Linked DNA regions of Homo sapiens: region 2 is linked to region 1. A link is a contact called in ENCODE Hi-C data. All regions are on one chromosome and are shown on one strand. Each heading gives the region's core, a stretch centred on a gene start or an enhancer-like site at or near the end of the contact. The rest is flanking DNA. Distances are from core to core; before and after follow the strand shown. Region 1 has its middle 74 kb from the start of NAV2-AS5. Region 2 holds the start of SPTY2D1 (SPT2 chromatin protein domain containing 1).

The links. A loop is a pair of places that touch in the nucleus more often than their neighbours do. Pooled maps may share reads with other maps.
Region 2: a pooled map shows a loop between it and region 1 (6-fold over the local background). The contact joins the promoter of SPTY2D1 here to the enhancer-like site in region 1. A Hi-C loop is called at or near these places in 3 of 37 single-sample maps with no recorded cell type and 6 of 50 pooled maps.

What each region holds. Positions count from the first base shown.
Region 1 is chr11:19,430,485-19,436,051 of GRCh38, reverse strand. It overlaps a transcript of NAV2 not described here. Among named protein-coding and RNA genes, the nearest start is that of NAV2-AS5, 74 kb to the left of the region's middle. RefSeq lists a silencer at 3,464-3,664. Within about 2 kb of position 3,276, at least 5 of the 41 ENCODE cell types and tissues checked have a DNase peak (open chromatin) inside an H3K27ac peak, as active enhancers do.
Region 2 is chr11:18,631,961-18,637,527 of GRCh38, reverse strand. SPTY2D1 (SPT2 chromatin protein domain containing 1) reads left to right here and starts at 3,186. Exons shown (of 6, transcript NM_194285.3): 1 at 3,186-3,330. The coding sequence starts at 3,271. LOC105376578 (a long non-coding RNA gene) reads right to left here and starts at 3,179. Exons shown (of 2, transcript XR_931097.3): 1 at 2,567-3,179; 2 at 1,535-1,648. RefSeq lists an enhancer at 2,696-2,965 and a silencer at 4,022-4,201.

The DNA.
Region 1 (5,567 bases), core at 2,027-4,526:
AACAAAGGAAGCAATTAATAGAATGAAGAGACGACACAGAGACTGGGGGGAAATATTTGCAAATCATACATTGGATAAGGAGCTGATATCCAAAATAGATGAAGAACTCAAATTTCTCAATAACAAGAACACAAATAACCGTATTAAAAAATAGGCAAAGGACTTGAATACTTTCTGAAATGAAGACATACAAATGGCCAACAGATATAGGAAAAATGCTCAACATCTCAATCATCAGCAAAATGAAACTTAAAACCACAATGAGCTATCATCTCACACCTGTTAGGCTGGCTATTATCAAAAAGGCAAAGATGACAAGTGTTGGTGAGACTATGGAAGAAAGAGAACGCTTGTACACTGTTGGTGGTACTGTAAATCAGTATAGGCATTTTGGAAAACAGTATGGAGGTCCTTTGAAAAACTAAAAATAGAATTACCACATGACCCAGCAATCCACTTCTGGGTATATACTCAAAGGAATTGAAATCAATGTCAAAGAGATGTCTGCACTCCCACGTTCACTGTAGCAGTATTCACAATAGCCAAGATATGGAAACAATTGAAATGCCCATCAACAGATGAATAGAGTTTTTAAATGTGGTATGTATACACAATGGAATATTACTCATCCATTAAAAAAACAGAAACATCTGCCATTTGTGACAACATGGATGAACCTAGAGGACATTATGCCAAGTGAAATAAGCCAGGCACAGAGAGACAAATACGATATGGTCTCGCTTATATATGGAATCCAAAAAAGCCAGACTCATAGAAGAAAGAGTAAAATGGTGGTTACCAGAAGCTGGTGGTGGGGTGGGAAAGGTGGACAGGGAAAGGCAAGACATTGGTCGGAGGATATAGTTTCAGTTAGATAGGCATAGCATGGTGACTATAATTAATAATAATGTATTGTACATTTCAAAATAGTTTAAAAAGAGGATTTTAAATGTTTTCACCACAAAGAAATGATATATATTTGAGGTGACGAATATGCTAGTCTAATTTGATCATGCCACAATGTATATATGTACTGAAACATTATACCATACCCCGTAAATATATATAATTATTTATCAATTATAAAGGAAAGAAAAGATTTCAAAGAACTGGATATCAGTGTGAGAAGTTGAGACATATTTTGAGAAAATAAAGGCTGTTTTTATCTTTGCTGAAAAGAGCTTGGCAAAAAAAAAAAAAAAGCCACAACCTTTTGCTTCTTTCCTGTGCTTCTTTTGACCATAAAAATATGAGAGATTCACGTGACAATTGATATTTCCATGTATAATGTTAACGAACATCTTTGTGATATTTGAAGTCTCATTTATAACAAAGCCAAGGTGTTGACTCCACCTCCCAGTTCAGAGTAATTTGATTTTGCAAAAGAGGAAAATGCCTTAGGAGCTGTTAAAATACTTATTTTCTAAAGGAGCTAAAAAAGAAATGTGCCCCAAAGCTGGGGATAAATCACTGTGTATTCATTCTTGGTAGCTTCATGTCCAGTCTGGCTCTGGATTCCATGCTTCTGGTGGCAACTCAGCTCCTTTCTTCTTCTCAAGGATACACTGAAAAACTCCTCACTTCCTTTCTTGCTCTCCAACTTCTTCATTCTCCTTTTTCTAATTATCAATAATAAAACATTGGCCATTCTGACATATGAATTCTGCTTTTAAAAATGCTTCAGTTCTCCATCACCTAATCACACAGAAATGAACCCCAGTGCCACTTTCTCCCTCCAGGGACCAAGATGCCTTAATATCTTTAATATGTACCTCATCAGCCACTGAGCATCTACTGTGTGTAAAATCTGATGCCTTGGTCCAATTTCATGGATAAATTTGTAGTATCCATCTCTTGAGACACATGGAAAACCACATCTTCTGTTTCTTATAACAGACTGCTGGTGTTCACCAATATCCATGTTCTCCTCTTTTTTTTTTTTGGCTCATTTTCCACTCTCCTTTCATCCAACAGAGGCCATGTGATTTGTTTGCACCAATGGAGTGTGTGCAAAATAGTCATTACTTCCAAGCCTGGCACCTACACTTCCTGCATGATACTTCTTGCTCTCTCTTCCTTTGCCTATTGGCCAGATGCTGAAGTGTTAAGCCATTGCGATTTTGAGGCTCATCTCTTACAGCAGCCAGCATTATTTACTCTAATACATTTCTATTTTTTGAGACTTTTCTCTAATACAGATTTTATTTGTGCATATAATACTTTAAACATTCAATTGGATGTGAGATCTTTTGAAAAGCAATGATCTGCCTTTGAATTGGGGGAAATACAATTTGCCAACAGTGGTCACAACTGCAAGAAGTTAATATAAAGGCCCCAGTTAGCTTCAGGGGCCTAATCAGAGACTCCCCATGGAGCTAACATTCTTCAACAAGCAAGCCTGTTGCTGGCTCACAAAATGCTTGGTCCATACCACCGCCTTTCAGTTGAGCAGATGGGGGTTTTGATGTAAATTGTGCTGGCATTTGCTGCTCTGAAAATAGATTTGTTTTTGCCTCCTTCCAAATTCAGTCCTAAAAAGCAATAGTCAACAAGTTTCATTTCCTCCTTTTAGGCAGGTCAGCAGGACCAGATATCTGTTTGCTATTAAAAGGCACAAAATAAAGCCAAGGATCTCATGCTTGCGGGGCACCTTGGGCTTTACCTTGTTGGTGCCCCATCAAATGCAGAAATTTCCTCTAGAGAATTCCAGGTAGAGCATCCTGTTCTGCTTGCCCTCTTTGATGGGGAGCTCACCACTTAATGAAGTAACACATTCTAGTGTTAAAGAGTACTTCCAGTTAGAAAGCTGAAACTGACCTCCACAAACATTCCATTTTTCAGTCCTGTATCTGCCCTTTAGAGGCATCCTCTCAAAATATAGTGCCATCTCTACATATTGACCCTTCAGGCATTTGAAGACAGAATTGAAGTCTGAACTCTTATCTTTTCCTTGTCTCTGCCCCAAAGTCCTCTATACAGCATAACTCCCAGGACTCTTCCTCAGAACATACTCCAGCTTGTCAATGTCCAGTGAAAACTGAAGTGACAGGAGCTGGCCACAGTTTGAGCAATATGGAAAGGAATGGGGTTAACATCAGTGCCTTCAGGACACTGTGGTTCTGGGTGAGCTGGACTCTTGTGTTTGGGTTTGAGGCATTTTGAAAAGTAAGAATTGCCTCAGAGGACAGCAGCAGCTCTCCTCAGCTGCGGTAAGAGTTATTGGGGAGATTCAAATGAGGGTAAAGAACACAAGAACCTGGGCCTCACAGAAACCCTGGAATGGATTAGTACTGGAACATGCTTTGAAACCTGCAGGGAAATCTAGAATTCAGTGCAGTCTCCACTACAGGGACACCCTAGCTGTACCTTGGGGGCCCCAGCTCCTTCCTGGTTGACTTCTGCTGCTCTCCATACCACCCACTCCCCCACTGCCTCGCTCTCCATGCTCCATGTCTTCTCAGTGGCTGCTTCATCCTGGCTTTCACCTCCTCACTGTCCATGACGCCTTTTGGCTTCTGCCTGCCTTCTTGTGAGTGTGCCATTTGTGGTTTTTTTCCCAACATACTCTCTATGACTTAAATTCAACACTTCCACAGGGAGAGAATATGATCTTTTCCCTTAATCACCACCAACTCAGTCATGAAATGTTTTAGCTGCAGTTTGTCCTAGCAGCTGCTGATCAGCCTATGGGTTAGTTCAAATGCTCTCCCCTAATCAATAAACATCAATTAACAATGATGACAGGGGTGGGCCACAGGAGAGGAAAGTGGCAATTTCTACAGAAGGATTCTGGGTTTTCATCACATTCACAGAATGTGAATTCAAGCTTATCAATGCTTTTTTTTTTTTTTTTTGGTCGGAGTTTTGCTCTTGTTGCCCAGGCTGGAGTGCAGTGGTGCAATCTCAGCTCACTGCAACATCCACTTCCCGGGTTCAAGTGATTCTCTTGCCTCAGCTTCCCAAGTAGCTGGGATTACAGGCCTGTGCCACCACACACAGCTAATTTTTGTATTTTTAATACAGACAGGGTTTCATCCTGTTGGCCAGGCTGGTCTCGAACTCCTGACCTCAGGTGATCGGCCAGCCTTGGCCTCCCAAAGTGCTGGGATTACAGGCATGAGCCACCGCACCCAGTCTTATCAATACTTTCGACAACCAGATCACACTATGATGTATGTTGGAAAATGTGATGTGTGTTATGGCAAAATCCAAAAGCTGTGTTTTTCCTAGCTGCTGCTAAGCCAGCACTCTCTACCTTGCACCTATATGTGCAAATCTTGGCTTACTATATTTCATCTTGATAGACTCTACAGAAGGTCCCAGTCCTGCAAATTTGCTCTTAATCTAAATTCTATCTTCCGACACCAGGCATTTGTTTGTTTGTTTGTTACTCTCTGCTCTGTAAATTCCAAAGGTTCCTTACAGCCCTATCAGAACCACAAGGAGAGGAAGGAGACCAAGAAGGATGGGGTCAGCACCCAGCCCCAACCTCACTTTGGCCAGAAAAACTGTTCTAGTGCAACAGAATTCCAGGTAAGAGTTTCTTGGAACAATATTTTCTGAAACAGAAATAAAATTTGAAAACCATGGAGGCAGGGTCTTTTTGTGGCTTCTGTGCTCAGTGGTTGGTCTCATTTCTCAGCATAGCATGCTTGCCCACCCCCAGGACCTCCTCCTGCGGCACACTAAGATGGGTACACTGCAGTGCCCTGTCACACTTCCAGCTTCAGCAGTCGTTAAACGCAGCAAAGAACTAGAAGAATGACTGCTTACCTTCGCTTACCTTCTTGCTCCAGGAAGCAACAGCCTGCTGTGCCGATTCCCACTTCGGGCTTTAACCAGCAGCAACTCAGCACAGCTTGAAGGGATGCACTCTTTATCCCTGGTACCATCAGACCAGGGCTGAGGGACAGCAGTGGAAACTAGCTGTGGGCAGCTTCCAGGCAGGGATGAGATGCCCCTCCACCTGCCTGTCTATTTTGCCTTTAACAAAGCTAAAATAAGGCAGATTTACATTATAAAGGTTTAGCAGGCCATGAAGGGAGTTTTTTTCTATTGTGTCTGAATCTTGGCTAAAGCCTCAGGCTAAAGATAATTGGTGGCAAGTAGCCCATGTTCTAGAGGGCTGCTTGACACACTTGCAGCACTTACTGGAAGATGGCAAAGCTAGCCTGGAAACACCCTCCCTGGGTAAGAGGCTGTGTCAGAGGAGGCTGGAGCTTCTCTGAGGAGCGGACCTTTCCACGGACATCTGTAGATGAATTGGAGGGGACAAAGAAAAGTGATGCTCTCTACCCTCAACTGTCAACTGATCCACACGGCAGGGGAGACTGGCATCATATCTTCTTAACTGGATGTGTGCAGAGCTCCAGAAACTTGCAAAAACAACTCCCTGGTGTTAGTGAAGCAGGCCAAAGTGAGAAAGTTCTTGAGAACTTGCTCTGTCTCCAGGTGTTTGAAAGTGTGTGTAAAATAAACATTGCTGCCCATGAGCTGAAGCTGCCGTGATAGCCAGGTGAGGGGATGGCGTCAGCAGCTAGGCTTGCTGCTCACTCCCCTCCTCGCAG
Region 2 (5,567 bases), core at 1,937-4,436, 800 kb after region 1:
CAGGTGTCAGCCACCTCGCCCGACCTTCACTTACTTTTCTGACCTTTATTTCCTAGCATTCTCCTAAATACACCCACTACTTGTTCTTTCAACCCTTTAATGTGCTTTTCACACTCTCTAAATGTAATGTTGTAGCTGGAATTCCAACACTTCTAGAGTTGCCAGATAAATACAAGACACCTAAAGTTGAATTTCAGATAAACAACAAATGATTTTTGGTGTATGTCTTTCCAATTTAACTGGATGGGCTGGGCATGGTGGCTCATGCCTATAATCCCAGCAATTTGGGAATCCCAGCAATTTGGGAATCCCAGACGGGCAGATTACTTGAGCTCAGAAGTTCAAGACCAGCCTGGGCAACATGGTGAAACCTCATCTCTACAAAAAATACAAAATTTAACCAGGCGTGGTCGCATACACCTGTGGTCCCAGCTACTTGGGAGGCTGAGGTGGGAGGATGGCTTGAGCCCAGGTCGAGGTTGCAGTGAGCCGTGATTGCACCACCATACTCCAGCTTGAGTGACAGAGCAAGATCCTAACTGGATGTCCACATTTTTATTTGCTAAATCTGGCAACGCTATTCCCCACACTTTGTATCCCTAATACAGTTAGCACTTTCTGTTTTACATAATTGTTACTTGTGTTCACACAAGAATTAAAAGTTCTGATCAGGCAGGCAGGATATGGGTCTTTCTTTGTATCATCCATAAGGTTGGGCACACAGTAGTAGTTTCCCAGGAAGTATTTGCTGAACTCGATGATAGAATGTTTTACAAGGATACAGGAAAATTGCTCCTCTCATTCCTTACCTCATTCCCACCTCCAGCAGTTGTTCTTGATTTTGACTAACTAGGTATTAGTTACCTAATCCAAGCCCTTTTTTACATTATAACTCCATGTACATAGACTTGTACCAGTTCAAATGGGCTAACTGAAATATAGAGTCTGGTTTGGGTAATCTAAGGGTTCTAGTCTTGGCTCTCCGATTGACTAATGGTACAGTATAAGTCTAATTTCATCTCTTCAAGCTTCAGCTTTTCATCTATAAAACAGTAACAGGAAATGCCTTATACAACACTCATGATCAAGTCAGATAATCCATGTCAAGCACTAAGCATATAGTAATGGCTCAATGTATGCTAAGTACTACAATATTGAATCTTGGGAGCTTTCCACTTATCGATTCATTAATTTGGTCAAAAAATCTTTGTTGCAACTTTTATGTGCATTAGCAGGGAACTGTGCTGGTGATGGAAATAGTGATGGGTAAAATAGGCTTATGCCCATTTTCATAGCTCTGTCTATCACAGATATAGCCAATAGTTTAAAAAAAAAAAAGAACAAATATGTAATTACAAACTGTAAAATGTTGCATGAAGGGAAATACTGGGGGGCTGTAAGAATTTATAAAAGGGGCCCTGAGATAGCTCAGGAAGAGCTTCCTTGAGAAATGATGGTTGGCATTAATTGAAAACACCATATGCCAGTGTATTCGTTTGCTAGGGCTGCCAATAACAAAGTACCACAGACTAGGTGGCCTAAACAACAGACATTTATTGTCTTAACAATTCTGGTGGCTAGAATTCCATGATCAAGGTGTGGTTACCTTGAGGTCTCTCTCCTTGGTTTGTACATGGCTGTCTTCTCCCTGTGTTTTCACAAAACGATGTAGGAAAGAAAGGCTAATCTATAATCAGAGGAACAAACGCAGCTGCCTGTTATGTAGCTCAGGTTCCATAATAACATTCTTTTAAGGCGCAAAATAACTTAAAGTTCCAACAGCTTTGATTTTGAATTACGTTCGCAGCATTAAACCATCAAAGAGTAAGAGCCAGCAGCTTTGTCTAGCATGTTTTTTGTTTTTTTTTTTTGAGACGGAGTCTCGCTCTGTCGCCCAGGCTGGAGTGCAGTGGCGGGATCTCGGCTCACTGCAAGCTCCGCCTCCCGGGTTCACGCCATTCTCCTGCCTCAGCCTCCCAAGTAGCTGGGACTACAGGCGCCCGCCACTACGCCCGGCTAATTTTTTGTATTTTTAGTAGAGACGGGGTTTCACCGTTTTAGCCGGGATGGTCTCGATCTCCTGACCTCGTGATCCGCCCGCCTCGGCCTCCCAAAGTGCTGGGATTACAGGCGTGAGCCACCGCGCTCGGCCTGTCTAGCATGTTTTAACAGCTTGACATATTTACATACTGTATCATTCTCACCCGTCTTAAGTGTACGATTTTTAGTACATGTATAGTGCAACCATCCCCACAATCCAGTTTGGAGGCATTTCCATCCCACCGAAAAGATCCCGAGTACCTGTTTGCTATCAATCCCCTGGCGGGTTCCCACTTGCAGACCCAGGTTTGCCTAATTATTTTCAGTGTTTTTGCTAAGTCGAAATGACCTTACAGATCCAAGATAACTCTCCAAAAGAAGTCAGGACTAGGATCCCAATGAATATGAATATGAAGCATATGTTCATCAGTACACCAAAGTTATGTCAAGGCTGGGTCTGTATGTGAAATTCCTTAATCCATTGCCTGAGCAAAAACACAGGTTGGCTGCTCCACATAAAACTTACTTTCTAAACGGGGCAAAAGAAGTAAGCGCGTGCCCCCATCCCCGGCACGCGTGCATCTGAGTAGGAGGTAAGCGCACGGCATGTGGCCGAATTTGATGAGTAATGGGCATCCAAGACAGGACCACGGCGCTGCTGTGTGCGCCTGCGCAGCTTCGCGAGCGCCTAGACACAAGTAGCCCAAACCCCGGCTCGAGATCCGTCTGTTCAGCTGTTGTGGCGCCGCCGTTTTGGATCTAAGCGCCTACCCGTGACACCCAGAGAACCCAGGCCTGGCAAGTAAACCCTCTACCCCCTCACTTTCTCTACCCAGCGCTCACAAGGAGCAACAAGATGACAAGACCGCGCGCCCGGGCCACCAGGGAAGCCGCTCTCTCGCTTAGCCACACCCCCTTGGTTGCTAAAATGCCTAGTCCCTGCCCCTCGGGTCGACGCCAGCAGCCACGTATCACGTTTGTACGTGTCTCGGCCTAAAAGCGGAAGTTACGCAGGGACTCGCGAGCGCTGTGGCGGCCCTGAAAGGATATAGGCCGTGGAGGGAAGGGGGCGGGCAGACGGCATAGGAAGGCGCCGGAAGTGGTCCCGCAGAGGCGGGGTGGGAGTGGGGCTCCCGAGGCAGTGCAGTTGGCTGTAGCTGGGCGCCTCGGTTAGGTGCGCTGTCAGTCCTTTCCGAGTGCCTGGCCCAGTCTCTCCCGCCTCGGCCCAACATGGACTTCAGAGAAATTCTCATGATAGCTTCCAAGGGACAAGGTGTCAACAATGTGCCGGTAAGTAGCAGCTGGGGCATCAATGTAGGGGACCCTAGTCTTCCAAGTTCGGAATGTGTGTGGCCCATGGAACTTCTGGGCAGCCGCCTATCGGCTCCGGGAGAGGAAAGACCCGGACGCCTTATTTCCTTTTCTTGGGTTTATACTCTTGGGAACTCGGGAGAAAAGAGCTTGGGACGAGACGCGGGAGCCTTCCTGTGAATGGGTTTCGCCGGCTTATTTACCCCTGCAACAGGGACTTTGCGGTTTGGGTGTTGTAGCTAGAATTGCGTGAAAGCCGTGAGTGAGCTGTGCCTGGCACGCTGTGGATTCTAGCGCTGGTAGTTTTTGGCTTCCACATAAACTTCAGCCTAGAGATTGGGAAGGAAATATGTATGTAAGGGAGTTAGGGGGTTTGGGGTCCTTGGCTTGATAGCTTTTTGGCTGGCTTCTCATCGATCTTCAAGTCAAACGTTTAGCGATTTCTTGAAAGAATTCTCTGACTCGGCCCCACCCACTCAGCCACCGAGGTGATTAAATTATCACCTCCCAGGGGATAGGTATCATCTTTTGGGAAGAGAAGTTTAGCAGATTCCACGAAATCCTTGGCCAACAGAATAGGTGAGCTAGTTTCAGCTTCTGTTTACTTGTAGCCTTCCAGATTTCAGTCTTTGTTTAAAATCTAGGTCCCATTTGGTCAGTAGATGTTTGTCAGTTCGCTTACAGTCGCAAGAGCGGTGTAAGACTTAAATGGTAAAGTGGTGGAGAGCGCCTGGTTTCTGGGGGTTATGGCTGTTTTGCATAAGCTAATCATTTCCAGATTTTCAGATGGTACCCACAGCACAGCTGTAAACCGATAAGTTGCATGGTGATGCCTGCGGTTTGAGCAGTGAGGTATAGAACTAAAACGGCTCTCAAAGTCAATTCAGCTAGAATTTATTGAGCTCCGACGAAGTGCTCTGCATTTCCTAGATATTCGTATATTGCAATATTCGTTTTTTTCTCTTCTGCAGCTTTTTTTTGTCTTCTGAGGCTAGTTCATTCTTTTATCCCTTTGAAAATATTGATCTGAAAAAGGTCTATATTTATGTTTATAAATATATGTATATATACACACACACAGCCATCCCTTATCCCAAGAACTCTGAATAACCATTCCTCTAAGCCGTGAGTCATAAGCTTTGCATGTTGAAGGTATAGACTCAAACCTTTGAAACCCAGATCAACAGATTTACTTTCTAGAAGCATCTGTAAATTTTCCAGATGAATCAATATTGGGTCTAGTAACCATTCATCTTTGCATAATTTGGTCTGTATTTCATTCTAGATCTTATTGAATTTCAGTAAAGGTCAAAGATAGTACTAGCTTTGATGCCCAGTACTGTTCTGTGGAAGAATCAGAACTAAGTCATTTCTTATTCTGAAAGCCAGTAGCTGCTGGGAGAAAAGCAGACAGATAATCCTAAAGCAGAAAATTTCAAAATATGTGTATATGTCATAATATATGCATTATCTATGATTGGAATAACAGAAGAATCAAAAAGGGGAAAAAAGTAATTTAAAATTTAATAGATGGGCGCAATGGCTCAGGCCTGTAATCCCAGCACTTTGGGAGGCCTAGGCGGGAGAATCACCTGAAGTCAGGAGTTTGAGACCAGCCTGACAAATATGATGAAACCCCATCTCTACTAAAAATACAAAAATTAGCCGGGCATGGTGGTGTGCGCCTGTAATCCCAGCTACTTGGGAGGCTGAGACAGAATTGCTTGAACCCAGGAGGCGGAGATTGCAGTGAGCTGAGATCGTGCGATTGCACTCCAGCCTGGGCAACAAGAGAAAAACTTCATTTCAAAAAAAAAAAAATCAATAGATAATATAGCCATATATTTTATGAATCATGCATTCTCTGACCTCTCCCCGCCAAAGCTAGTAAGCCTAGAAGTTTGATTTAGTTACCAGCATTATAATTCTTATCTTTTTATGTGGAATTAAAGTCACAAAAGAAACTATTGAGGAATAGGATAAGACTGTAGTTAAATTTCTTCTTCTTCTTTTTTTTTTTTTTTAAGATAGAGTCTCACTCTGTCGTCCGGGCTGGAGGCTGGAGTGCAGTGGCATGGTCTCGGCTCACTGCAGCCTCCACCTGCTGAGTTCAAGCAATTCTCCTGTCTCAGCCTCTTGAGTAACTGGGACTACAGGCACCTGTCACCACATCAAGCTAACTTTTGTATTTTTGGTAGAGACAGGGTTTCACCATG